Regions from separate parts of the Homo sapiens genome. Here regions 1 and 2 are each linked to region 3. The links are chromatin contacts, found by Hi-C or POLR2A ChIA-PET in ENCODE. All regions are on one chromosome and are shown on one strand. The core of a region is the stretch at or near the end of the contact, and the rest is flanking DNA. Distances in the headings are between cores, read along the strand shown.

The links. Hi-C counts contacts between places; a loop is a spot of excess contacts on that map. ChIA-PET counts read pairs that join two places held with the same protein, here RNA polymerase II (POLR2A). Pooled maps may share reads with other maps.
Region 1: a map of CD8-positive, alpha-beta T cell shows a loop between it and region 3 (34-fold over the local background). The contact joins the promoter of RAB8B here to the promoter of BNIP2 in region 3. A Hi-C loop is called at or near these places in 1 of 168 maps with a recorded cell type or tissue (CD8-positive, alpha-beta T cell), 1 of 37 single-sample maps with no recorded cell type and 6 of 50 pooled maps.
Region 2: a loop to region 3 is called in a map of CD4-positive, alpha-beta memory T cell, with 26 times the contacts of the local background. The contact joins the promoter of RFX7 here to the promoter of BNIP2 in region 3. A Hi-C loop is called at or near these places in 1 of 168 maps with a recorded cell type or tissue (CD4-positive, alpha-beta memory T cell), 1 of 37 single-sample maps with no recorded cell type and 10 of 50 pooled maps. POLR2A ChIA-PET finds 5 or more read pairs at or near these places in 2 of 52 experiments (BJ and HepG2).

Annotation. Positions count from the first base shown.
Region 1 is chr15:63,186,774-63,190,945 of GRCh38, forward strand. It overlaps RAB8B (RAB8B, member RAS oncogene family), which reads left to right and starts at 2,833. Exons shown (of 8, transcript NM_016530.3): 1 at 2,833-2,975. The coding sequence starts at 2,852. LOC101928972 (a long non-coding RNA gene) reads right to left here and starts at 2,658. Exons shown (of 4, transcript XR_932355.4): 1 at 2,073-2,658; 2 at 217-262. RefSeq lists an enhancer at 2,258-2,407 and a silencer at 2,588-2,917.
Region 2 is chr15:56,242,078-56,246,397 of GRCh38, forward strand. RFX7 (regulatory factor X7) reads right to left here and starts at 1,802. Exons shown (of 10, transcript NM_022841.7): 1 at 1,368-1,802; 2 at 1,048-1,210. The coding sequence starts at 1,208. It overlaps LOC124903569 (laforin-like), which reads right to left and starts at 2,741. Exons shown (of 3, transcript XM_047433428.1): 1 at 2,657-2,741; 2 at 1,906-2,102; 3 at 1,274-1,805. The coding sequence starts at 2,741. The coding sequence ends at 1,356. It also overlaps a transcript of TEX9 not described here. RefSeq lists silencers at 1,328-1,397, 1,488-1,547, 1,698-1,987, 2,478-2,527 and enhancers at 1,774-2,419, 2,420-3,065, 2,778-2,827, 3,066-3,711.
Region 3 is chr15:59,688,070-59,692,354 of GRCh38, forward strand. BNIP2 (BCL2 interacting protein 2) reads right to left here and starts at 1,251. Exons shown (of 10, transcript NM_004330.4): 1 at 1,066-1,251. RefSeq lists an enhancer at 957-1,605 and a silencer at 1,019-1,528.

The DNA of each region.
Region 1 (4,172 bases), core at 1,583-4,082, 3.5 Mb after region 3:
TGTACTGCTACAAATATACTTAATGTCCAGTCCTTTGAGCAAAATGCCTTGATTCAATAGTACTCAGTTACTACCACCAGAATCCGATATCTAAATAACATTGTTGCACAAAATATGAAAATGAATAATGTGTAAGAGAAAAAAATCTGATTCTTTTTGAAGTAGTATCAATATGTCAAAATGCTTGAATGGTTCAACAGTGGTGCACAAACTTACCAGCTAGAAAGTCCCAATATTATATATACTTGGTAGCAGAGAAAAACTGGGGAAGTGAAAATAAGACAACATTATTATTTTTTAAAATTCCCATCAATTAACAAAATTCCCCTAAGAAAATTTAGGGACTTTAAAATTCCTAATGCTAGTTTCTCTTTTGAACTTAAGTTCTTTACCGTATCACTACATTTTTATTCATATAGAAAGAGAGTGATAATAGTTGCATACAGACAGTGGGACTAAACATCATTTTAATAAATATGCGGTTTTTTTTTTTCTTTTGAGACAGAGTCTTGCTCTGTCACCCTGGCTGGAGTGCAGTGGTGCAATCTCGGCTCACTGCAAGCTCCGCCTCCCGGGTTCATGCCATTCTCCTGCCTCAGCCTCCCGAGTAGCTGGGACTACAGGCGCCCGCCACCATGCCCGGCTAATTTTTTGTACTTTTAGTAGAGACGGGGTTTCACCGTGTTAGCCAGGATGGTCTCGATCTCCTGACCTCGTGATCTGCCCGCCTGGGCCTCCCAAAGTGCTGGGATTACAGGCGTGAGCCACCGCGCCTGGCCATAAATATACATTTTTAAAAAGAAATAAATTCCACTGGTCTTTGCGGAATTTTTTCCCCTTCTTTTCCAGGAATGAGGAGGAAGATATAGAACAATCCACACTGTTCAGATCATGGCTGAAGCCACGTTCAGAGGCTTGCTCAAGGACTGGCTTGGGCAAGAGGGCTCAGCCTGTGCCAGAGGGCAGAATCCTTCTTCATTAGGGGCAGACACTGTGACTTTGAACTCATTAGAGCTTTGTTCCTATCTAGTGGACTCTAGGAATGAGACATTCCGTAAGCAGCAGCAGCAGCAGCAGCAGCCCTCTGGCTACTGTATGATCAATCAGTTAATGATGACACATTTCATCTTTTACCCGCATAGAAAATGAAGGCCAATTCTAGGGCCAACTAAGTCTTCTGCCACAATGCAACTGAGAATGGATTATCAGTGGCACTGTTCCTAAAGTCACAAGGCACACAGTATGTGTCCTTAGAAAAGCCTGCTGGTTTGTTCAACTAACTGTCCACGGTTTTTCCCCCCCCCCCTTTTCTTATTCCACTAATGGTGGAGTCCACTGGTTCCCTTAATAACCTCTAGCCTTCCAGAAGGTGTTTCCTTATAGCTAAGGTAAATGTCTGGACCAGTGGTTCTCAAATACTTTGGTTTCAAGACCCCTTCATCCTCTTAAAACTTATTGAAGACTCCAAGAAGCTTTTTTTCATGTGGGTTTTACCTGTCGGTATTTGACATATTAGAAATTAAAACTTCGAAGGGAGAACAACAGATGAGAGACACAGAGCCCTGGCAGGGTGGACTCCTAGTCCCACACCTTCTTAGCCTTTTGCTTCCACATTACCTGAACCAGTCAACACCCCTTTCACAACAGCTAATCCGGTTGGGTTTCTGCCACTAGCAAATGAAAGGGGACTGAACAATACATCCACAAAACAGAGAATTAGCCTAAGACAATAAATAATAAAGGATTAACTTGAGTATAACAGAATGCTGTTTCCTCCCTATATTCGTCATCAATTAAGTGAGAGCCTACTGAAGAGTAATGAATATTACCATCACTGCTAACAGTGCCTTATGGGTTTCAAAGAACTTTCACATTTAGTATTTAAGTTTCACTGGAACCCTATGAAGTATCTTGTTTCATATCCATTTTACAGATGAGAAAACTGAAATGTCCAGTGCCTGTGTGACTTGTCACAGCGGTTTTGCAGCAGAGCCAAGACTAAATTCAAATCTTACTCTCTAAATTCCCGTGGCCCGCCTCACAGGATGCTTGCAGTTTCATGGGGCACAGACCTGTAGCACAAGACTTCCCAGATTTAAAAATCCATCCTCCTGCGAGGAGAGGGGAGCGATCAGCGTAGCAGATTCTCTAAATACTCATTGTATTTGGCTCTGGTCTGTGTGGCGTGAAGAAGGGGGCACGAGTGAGGTTCGAGTTAGCATGGTAACCATTCTTTCTCAGCTCTGTGACTGAGGGGCTGCGGGAGGGGGTTATAGTGGTGCTGGGCATGGCCTCGGGGAGAAGCTGGATAATGCCCTCTGCAGATAACCCGTAGGCTGCGCCACAGCAGCGCCAAGGAAAGAAAGCATCTCTGCTCCAGGTCTCGGCGGAAGAGATGCGGGAACTACGGGGCTCTGATTCTGAGGTCCTGGATTTGGAAGGCGTCTGCACACAAAGAAATAACAAAGTTAAGTTCCCGCGGCTCGACCAGCAGAGTACGAAACGGGGCCTCCCTTCCCAGCTCGGGTGGAAACGCCTCCACCCTGTCACCCCGCCCATAGCAGGTCTTTTATCCGCTGGAGCCGCCTGGACAGTCCTCGCGGGGCACGCCCGAGGCTCCCCGGAGGAACTACAAGTCCCATGAAGTCCCGGGGCGCGGGCGGTGATGACGAAGCCCTCGCCGATTGGCCGCACGGGGCGGGGCGCGCAGGCCTTCTCCGAGAGGAGGGGCGGGGCGTGGGGCGGGGCGAGCAGCGGCGGATTGGCGGGCACGCCCCCTCGCCCGCGGCCCCCTCCCCGCCTCTCTCCACCGCCTCCTCTGGCTCCCCGGTCAGAGGGCCGGAGCGAGAAGATGGCGAAGACGTACGATTATCTCTTCAAGCTCCTGCTGATCGGCGACTCGGGGGTAGGCAAGACCTGCCTCCTGTTCCGCTTCTCAGAGGACGCCTTCAACACCACCTTCATCTCCACCATCGGTGAGGGAGGGGCCGCGGCCCGGGACCGGGTAGAGAATTGGGGGGCGGGTACTAGGGGACGGGGAAAGGGCGGGGGGCGCTTGGGAGCCCGGGAGAGGAGACCCCGGGGACTGCAAGGTGGCGGGGGCACTGAGAGGGGCGAGGGCGTGAGGGAGAGGGGCGAGGGCGTGAGGGAGAGAGGCGAGCGGGAACGTGAGGCTAAGGGCGAAGGGGGAACTTGGGGGCAAAGGAACGGGAAGGGGAACAGAGGAACAAGGACTAGGGGTATTGGGGGAACGAGAGGGTTCGGAGACTGACAGGGAGGGGTCTTTGAGGGACAAAATGTGTTGGGGGGAAGACTCAGGAAATCTCATGTAGAGAGAAGGGGATAGTGGACGTGCCAATGATTAAAAGACAGGAGAGGAAGGAAATGTGAAGGGGGAAATGAGGGATGGGGGCAATGAGAGGGATGTGAAGTAAAGGGACAGAGGACACAAGGGACAGAGAGGTGAGAACCAGGCAACTGGAAGGGAATTCAGGGGAATGAGCGGTCAGGAGGTGAGGAAGAAGGGGACGGCTGGCCACAGGAGGTCTGGACTGAGATGTCGTAGGAGGGGACAGAAGAAAATTGTAGGTGGAAGAAGAGTTCAAGGGATCAGAGGGCAGAATGAGGATACTTGATGGAGAAAGTAAAGGGATCTGGGTGTGAGACAGAAAGGAAAAGAGGAAGCAACATCATAGTAAAGGGAGGTTGAGCAGAGAAGACAGAGGAGATGGAAAAGAGAGGAAATGGAAAGTAGTGGGGCGCAAGACTTGCTATAGTAACTGATTACCATTTTCTCTTCACTTCCTTTGGATCAAGTGCAGGAGAAAGCAAAATGTGACTAATGATGGAATAATGTCTATAGAGCGTTAATTTGTTCTGTGAGTGTTAATGGATGTTAAGGGAATTGGTGACTTTTGGAAATGATGTGGTCAGGAAAATATGGTTCACCTCTTTACTACCATCTCCTGAGAAGCAAGACTTCTCAGTATTTTAAATCCTTCGGTTTGAATGTTTAACAGCTTCTCAGCCAAGGAAATGAACTTACATTCTACCTGCCTCCCTGTATATTTTGCTTTGGTTCTAATTATTGTTAAGTGAATCACAACATGTGATATACCTCTCAGTTACTTCCAATTGAATCAAGAGTTTTTCTGATCCTGGCTGGGAGCTGT
Region 2 (4,320 bases), core at 552-3,051, 3.4 Mb before region 3:
TGATATTTTAGTACTCATATTCAATGATGGCCCTGCAAAGATTTCATTTCCATTTTCAAAATCAAGGCTTTTTAAAATACCATATAAAATTCTTTTTAAACTTCTATTAAAAGCAATCTTAGACCAAATTCCAAATATTACTTTCCATTTAAAAAATATTGCTACACTTAAAAAAGGCAGTTAATGAAGCATCCTACAAAACAATGCAAGTTCATGTTCAAAGAATATTGCAATGGCTCTAACAGTGGATGGACTTAGTGTATTTAATTATTAAAAGATTCCCACTAGACTTTAGGAGTTTAATGCTGAAATATTGGAAATTTTCATACAAGAAAGTAAAATAGCGAAAGATATTCCATCAATGGTTTCTTTTAAAAAGACATACAAATGGCAAGACATTTGATTCCCTATATTTTAATTTAAAAAAAAACCACTTTGTTGTAAACTACCATCTTAAAATATTTTATACTAAAAAAGCACTTTCTTCACAATCAATGCAAAGAATAAACTCCCTGAAAAAGAAATTTAATATTAGGATAAGGGAGGCAAAAACATTCAGAAATAGCAGCTAACCCAACTGAAAGGAAGAGACACATTAGGTTTTGTGCTGCATATTAATATTCTTACGCACAGTATCTGTTTGGTGAAAATTCACAATACACTTCTTCCTCCTTCTATGGCTGCAAAAAGGAGTAAACACATTTCACATTCTCCAGTTCCAAATTCATGCCACCATCATGCAATATGACTTAATTTCGACCCATATTTCTGTTACAATGAGTGAAAAAATAAAACCAAAAAACTTGTTTATCTGCACTCACAATTGAGGAAGGGGTAAAAGCATTTTTTAGCTAAGAAGACAGGGGCTGATTGATGCAAAGTCCGCACACCTCCAGAGATCCTACAAATGTGCACCCGACTGGGGAAAGCCACATTCAATGAATGCATCAGCCTCCTCCTCCGCTCCCCCCGCCCGCCGCCCCCCACCCACTTTGCAGCAGAAATGTGCCTGGGCTTTTTCACGCGAGCGATGGAGGATCCTCTTACCAGATGGAGTTCTTGATCTTGTGTTGCAGCGCGCTGGCCTCTGTCCCTGGCAGCCCGGGCACAAGGGCTGGCAGGGCCACCCCCGAGTTGGGGGCGCTGGGGGGAAGCTGCTGATGGGCATCAGGCTGCTGTGGTGGCGGCTGTTGTTGTTCCTCTGCCATCGCTGCAGAGGGGTGGGAGGGAGGGAGGGAAAGATGGGGGCGCGGGGAAGGGTGAGGGAAGAGACCGGGAGGGGAGGACGAAGGGGGGAGAGGAGGAGGGGGAGGGGGAGGGGAAGAGGAGGAGGAGGAGGAAGGAAGCTGGATAAGCTAGGCCTTTACCCCAGGGCTCGAGTGAGTCGCTTTCGCCTGCCGCCTGGGGAACATCACCGGGGAGACCAGCGGCTCCTCACGGCCGGGGCGCTTCACCGCGGGAGAGGCATGGCGGCGCCCCTCAGCCCCCCGCTGGCGCCGCCGCCTCCTCCCGTCAGCGGCCGGGGCTGTGGGGGGGTGAGATGGGGGCGTTTGAAGACGAAGTGGGGGGGGCAGGCTCCCCCCAAAATCCAAGAAGAACGGTTGCTCAGGGATTTGGCGGCCAAGCCTTCCTTCCTTGTCCCCGGGGCTTTCTACTGCCGGGTCCCCGTGCTGCTGCAGCCCCAGGCACCGCTCCACGCCACTCCCCACGCCGCCGCCGCCGCCGCCGCTCGCTCCCGGCCCCGCCGCCGCCGCGGCCGCCGCTGCCCTGCCAGCCCCGGAGGCAGCCCAGTGCGCGCAGCCGCACTGCGGCCCGGCGCAGACCGCACAACACCTACCGCTCCGCCGGGGGGCGTGGACCAGGGTGTGCGGGCCGCGGGCGCGACGGGCCGGGATGGGGGCGCACGGCGCGGAGGGCGGCGCGGGCCAGCGGGCCAGGGAAGCGCGCCGCTGGGGGCCGGGAGGAGTCCGGCCCGGCTGGTGGAGAGCAGGAAAACGTGGGGGAGGTGCTGGCGAGAGAAAGAGAACTTGCGTGAGGAGGAGGAGGAGAAACCAAATTTAATAATATTTGGCGTGGAAATGGGATTTGGGCGGGGGAGGCATCTTCAAAGCAAGTAAAGAGAAATCAACATTATCCCCCTTCCCCTGCACATGCATGTGAGGATTACTTCCTCCCTGAGTAAATGAAGAGAACTGAAGCAGGTAAGACGATAAACTGACTTTTCAGAAGCCCCCAAAGAAGAACACCCGTTGGAATTAACCACCCTTTAGGTAATTCGGTCTTGAACGGAAATCGCGAGTCAGGAGCTGGGTTGAGTGCTCCTCGGTCGGGCATTCAAAGCCCTCCAAATCTGGCCCCACTTTAACTATCCAATCATAGCGGCCTCCATCCCCCTGCAAGAACTCCCGGCTCCAATCAGGGAAGTCTCCATGCCATCCTCAACGCGCAGCAGATTCATTCTTCCTTCGTGCCTTTGCTCATGCTGTTCCCCTCCACCTCCCCACCCCACCCCACCCCCTTTCCAGGAATGCCCTCCCTCCTTTATACCGCTCCCAATTCCACCCAGGCTCTAAAGCATAGCTCAAGTCGCGGCTTGTCAGGGTCCCTGCAGCCAAGGCCACTGCCTGCCTCTGAAAGAAACGCATGTAGTACTCACAACATGGAGGCTCAGGCGTCAGCCACGAGCTCCTTCCTTTGGAGCCCGTTGAACACCCGCCCTCCCCCCGCAGACTCCGCACCATTCCCCCCCTTCCCATTCATACCTAAATGATAGCTTTGCCACAAATAAGTCAGTCTCCTTTAAGAGCAGAAGAATTGGCTTTTCTAGGTGGGGCTGATCAGGGAGGCTGCGTGGATGTAGAATACAACAGCCAAGGCCTCTGGCACCAAATGGAACAGCTGTTCAGCTCACACTGACCTTTCTTTGGGCCCGTGGGTGTTATGAGCCCTTCAGCTTTAACTTTTCTGATAGAGTGTCTATCAGGTTTCTACCTGTTAGATCCTCTGGCCACTTTCCTGCTGTGTGTGGACTTTGGGCTGTGGGGCTCTGCCACCTTTTAGACTCCTAGTGGATGGTGAATCTGATTGGCTTGGGTTGCCTGGCCTTTGAGTTCTCAGTTCCCTGCCTTGGCCTGAAACCCTCTTGCTTTTGTCCACTGTGCCCTCTCTCCTGGCCCACAGACTTAAGGCCCAGACTCACACTGAATGCTTGCACGTGGTGAGGGTTGAGGGTGGGGGTGCAGGGAGGAAGAACACCTGTGTGCAAAATAAGCCGCCCCCCCGCCCCCGGGGCCTCTTGGATTACGCTGTGCTCCAACTACCCATTGCACGAGTTGCATCACACAAATGAGCCCCCTTTTCCATACTCTAAGGTCTCTATTAGCTTAGCCACTTTAGGAAACTATAGGTGGTTTACGACATTCATTTTGCATACATATCTTCATGTGGGTGTGTAAAGACAGTATTTTTGTGGACCTAATTGATAGACATGGTGTGCACTAGACAGAAGCTTTGAAGGATAAAAATAGCTAATGTTTGTTGAACACTTTGTGTGCCAGACTAGCACTTTCCATACATTATCATAGTTATTCCTCCCCAAGAGTGTATAATGTAGGTATTATTAGTCTCCCTCTGTTACAGATGAAATGGAAGCTTAGGTTAATTAACATTCTTAAAATTACCCAATTAGTAAATGCAGGAGCCAAAATTTGAGTCCTGGAAGTTTAATTCCAGAGCCTGCAAGCTATGCTGAAACTGGAATTACGCTGAAAAATCTTGAATGTAGGTATATATATACGTGTGTGTGTGTATGCCCTATATCACGTTGAGGAAAGTTGCCAAGTTCCCCAAGGTTCTAATTTTTTGCCTTGCCAAGAGAGAATGATGGCTCCAAGTTGCAACACCCTGGGAGGGGGAGATCCTTAGGAAGTGGGAGAGTCATCGAGGGGGTAACGTATCTAAGGTCTGCCAAAGGCCTTAAGAAAAGGAAGCCGAGAACCAAGACGTTTTATAAAAAGTTCGCTACCGGGTGTCACACAGGCTGGCTTCCCAAGTGCAACTTCTGAGAGTTTTTAATGGGTTCCATAAAAGAGCCAGGTCACCCCAGCAGCCACTAGAGGGCTCACGAAGCTGCAGCCGCGGGCTGCCCTCTAGCGGCGGTGCTGACCGGAGTGTGGTGGTAAACCTTTTCCGGCCTTCCAGGACCTACAGGGAGTTGAAGGAGACCAGCAATGGGAGGGGTGGCAGAGAGTATCAGACTGAGGAGACCTTATTGCCAGAGTGAGATACCCTTTCAGGGAGGAAAGGGGCAGCCCTCACTAC
Region 3 (4,285 bases), core at 1-2,500:
GTTTGCAGAAGTGGATCTGTCATACTTCCGGTCTAAGCCCAGCAGTATTAGGCTGCACTAGAGAATATGAAGACTAGGAATAGAGTTTAGAGAAAATGTAAACCAAAAAGAACTAAGAATATGTGCAAAATGATCAAGAAACTAGTCTGCAGGGGTAACTTAATTGGGTAAGGTCAGTTGTAACTTTGAGGAAACATCCATTTACAAATTACAGAATTTGTTTCTACAATTGCAGAGATTCCTATAAAATGTTAGAAAAACTACATTTAATTGAAAATACGAAATCAGGTATTAGGTGAAATAGAGATCCTAATCAAGAGAAGGTGAGAATGAAAAAAGCAACACTAAAATGCAATCACATAGTTTATTCAATTAAATAAATAGGAGGCACCGTAACTATCTTGATGCAACACCGGAAAAGCTGTTTCGTCAAAGAGCTCACAAGACACAGACAAGTAACTCTCCAGCGGCATGAAATGCATCCAGAAATCCAAACCATTTTGCCAGGTATTTAAACAGAAAGGGTTGTGTCTAGATTCACGCGGGGACTCGGCTTTTGACGTACACACTCTGTATTTGGTTTAGCGTACTAGGGAAGATCTATTAAAGCCCTGATTACTTATGCTGCTTCCGTGTCTATTCCCCGCGGTTACGAGGCATACCAGAAGTCCAAGTTTCTTTGTTCTGTACCAGGACGGACGCTGGTCATAAATACTGAACCATCGTAGCCCAGCCACTTCACCCACACCAGGGTAAAAGGGTGGGGGAGCGGAGGAGGGGCAAGGTTCCATCCCGAGCACAACTACCAGAAACGGAAAAGCGACGGGGTGGGGGGCCAAACTGCCAAATACAAACAGGACCCAAGCCAAGGGCGGGGACCTAAGCAGGGCGGGGATCCAGGAAGCACCTCCCGAGCAGGTTCTATGGCTCCCCCTACCAAGGGTAACTCTCTGGGTTTCCTCTCCCCGGACGTCGTGGGCACGCGCCCGACAGACTTTCGCCCCTAGGCCGGTTCCCAGTCCAGCTCCGGAGCCACCGTGCCGAGTTCTCCCAGGCCGCACTCACCCCGGAGGAAGCCTTGGCCCCCTCGTCCTCTTCGCCCCTCCAGGCCGGCGACGTGGGGCTGACGGCCAGGTCGCAAAAAGCAGGGCCGAGCGGAGCCCGCTCCCCTCGGTCGGCGGTGGAGACCCCGGCCCAATCCCCCGGCCGCAGCGGTACGGCGTCGGCGGCAGCAGCTGACCCGGACACAGTGAGAAGCCCCGGCGGAAGTGATAACATCCCGACCTCCTCCGGGCGCGGCAGCCGGCGGTGGAGGCGGCGGGGGCGTGGCGGCGGCGGAGGCGTGGCGTCTTCTTGAAACCCACACAGCATCCCCCCAACCCCCTCAGACGTCACGGGCTAGCGCTCGCGCCTGCACTCGCGGGGTCGGCCTTCCTTGCCTGTGGGCGGACCCGTCGCGTCGACTCCTTATTGGTGGCGTTACTACGCCTCAAGGCGTTTCTTCCCTCTTTGCTGTTCGCAGGGACGCTGCCTGGTAGTTTCAGTTACTTTTGTTTTCTTTCTGCCTGCCTTTATTGATCATTACAGTAGGTGAAATTATCGATATCAATAATAATATTGTAATACAATAGGTGCAATTATCAATATCAATATTATTACAACAGGTGCAATTATCAGTATCATTACAATAGGTGCAATTATCAGCGATCAATAATGTGAATTATAAAATGGATGAAATAAGGGGAGGAGGTCGGGCGCGGTGGTTTACGCTTGTAATCCCAGCACTTTGGGAGGGCGAGGCGGGTGGATTACCGGAGGTCAAGAGCTCGAGACCAGCCTGGCCAACATGGTGACACCTCGTCTCTACTAAACAAACAAAAATTAGCTGGGCGTGGTGGCGCGCGTCTGTAATCCCAACTACTCAGGAGGCGAGGGCGGAGGCGGAGGCGGAGTTGGAGTTTGCAGTGAGCCGAGATCGTGCCATTGCACTCCAGCTTGGGCAACAGAGCAAAAACTCCGTCTCAAATAAAAGGAAAAAGGAAAAAAAAAAAAAAAGAAAAAGAAAAAAAAGAAATAAGGCGAGGAAAAATATCCGAGGCATCATTTTGGGGAGTTAGGCCTCAGAAGCGACCTTAGAGTTTGGTAATATTTGAGTGTGAAAAGCTTTACAGCAGTGCTTCTCTTCACTGGGGGAACGGTCGGTTTATTTTTTTCAATTTTCAATTAGTTTTTGACAAGTTAATAAAACAGAAAAATGAAAAGACATACAAAGTCCAAGTCAAAACTTTTTATCGTTAGAGTTAACAGCCATAAAATTACCTGCAAAATTGACATAGAGTTTTCTACTCTCTCTCTGTGAACCATTTGCAAACAGTTCTCAGAAGAGCCCAGGTCTATAGACCATGGTTAGAGTACTCAAGGTAAACTACTCAAATTAGACCATACTCAGCTGTAGAGTTTCAACCAAATGAGATTTGTTTGGAGAACATCATAGTCTCTCTCAGTTGGGCGTGCTGGCTCATGACTGTAATCCCAGCACTTTGAGAGGCCGAGTCGGTAGATCGCCAGACCTCAGGGCAACATGGCGAGACCCCATCTCTTAAAAAAAAAAAAAAAAAAAGAGACAGAGAAAGAAAGAAAGAAAAAGAAGCAAAGAGAAAGAAAGGAAGAAAGAAAGAAAAGAAGAAAATTAGGTGGGCTTGGTGGCATGCACCTGTGGTCCCAGCCACTTGGGAGGCTGAGGTGGGAGACTCTCTGGAGCCTGGCAGGCGGCGGTTGTAGTGAGCCAAGATCGCGCCACTCCACTCCAGCCTGGGTGACAGCGAAACCCTGTCTTAAAAAAAAAAAAAAGTCCCTTTCCAAAGTTTCATCTGATAAATCCATAGAAAGGCTCAGCATCAAGTATTTGGGTGATTCCATTGGGGTACGATCAGGCCTGAGGGGAACAGAAAAGCTCAAAATTTTAAATCATTGACTAAAAATGCAGCATTCTGCCTGGATTTCACATTGCTTTGGCAACATTTACCCACCATTGGTAGATTAAAGTCCGTCTCTTTGATAAAATGGGAAGAAAATAGTACCTACCTTATAGGGTTTTTGTGAGATGAATTCATATATATGTATTAGGACCTTGGTTGTCATATTGTAATCACATTTAAGTATTAGGTATTCTTTTTATCCTAGTCTAGCAATTTCACTAAATAGCTAGTAGAGAAAACAAAACTGATCAACAGAGCTTTAGCTAAACAACTACTTGGGCCAAGAAATTTCATCTTGATTTACAGAAGTTTTTGTAGTTTCATACTTTGCTTCTTCAGTTCTGCAATGTGCAGAATTCCCCACAGGGTGGCAGAAAATCACTGGAAATCATATATAGTTATGTGATTTCTTTTTTTTAAGATCTTCAGTTCCTTCTTCATTTTAGTAACTTTATTATTTAATAAGCTTGATCAGTGTTTGCTTTGGTTTCGAGTAAGCCATCCTATTACTTATCTTTTTATCCCTATCTTGTTAATTATCCATACTTATTGTTGAAACATTACAAACTACAAGTAAGCCAAAAAGATAATTATTATTAACATATTTATGTATAGCCTTTCAGATTATATATATATATATATTCACACACATATATATTTTATGTATAAATTGCACATATAAGTCTTTATAAAAATCAGATAATGTACTTAGTGGTTTATAATCTCCATTTTCTTCTTTTCATTTAAAATATGAGCTGGGTGCAGTGGCTCACACCTGTAATCCCAGCACTTTGGGAGGCTGAGGTGGGTGGATCACCCGAGGTCAGGAGTTCGAGACCAGCCTGGCCAACGTGGAGAAACCACGTCTCTACTAAAATTACAAATATCAGCTGGGTATGGTGGTGGGCACCTGTAATCCCAGCTGCTTGGGGGTGCTGAGGTAGGAGAATCACGTGAACTCAGGAGGTGGAGGTTGCAGTGAGCCAAAATCACACCATGCACTCTAGCTTGGGCAACAGAGTGAGACTGTGTCTCAAAAATAAATAAATAAATAAAAATACAGATTCTGAGGCTTCACCCTCTACAGTCTATGGAAAGATATGGGAATCTATATTATAAAAATAAATAATTAAAATATATTATGAACTCTTTTTCAAGTCAATAAATACATTCCAATGCTATTATTTTCATTATGGATAATGTATATATTAAACAATCCTTTATTGAACTTTTAGATTGTTCCTTTTTTTTTTTTCTTTTGAGACAGGGTCTCACTTTGTTGCCAGGCTGGAGTGCAGTGGCATGGT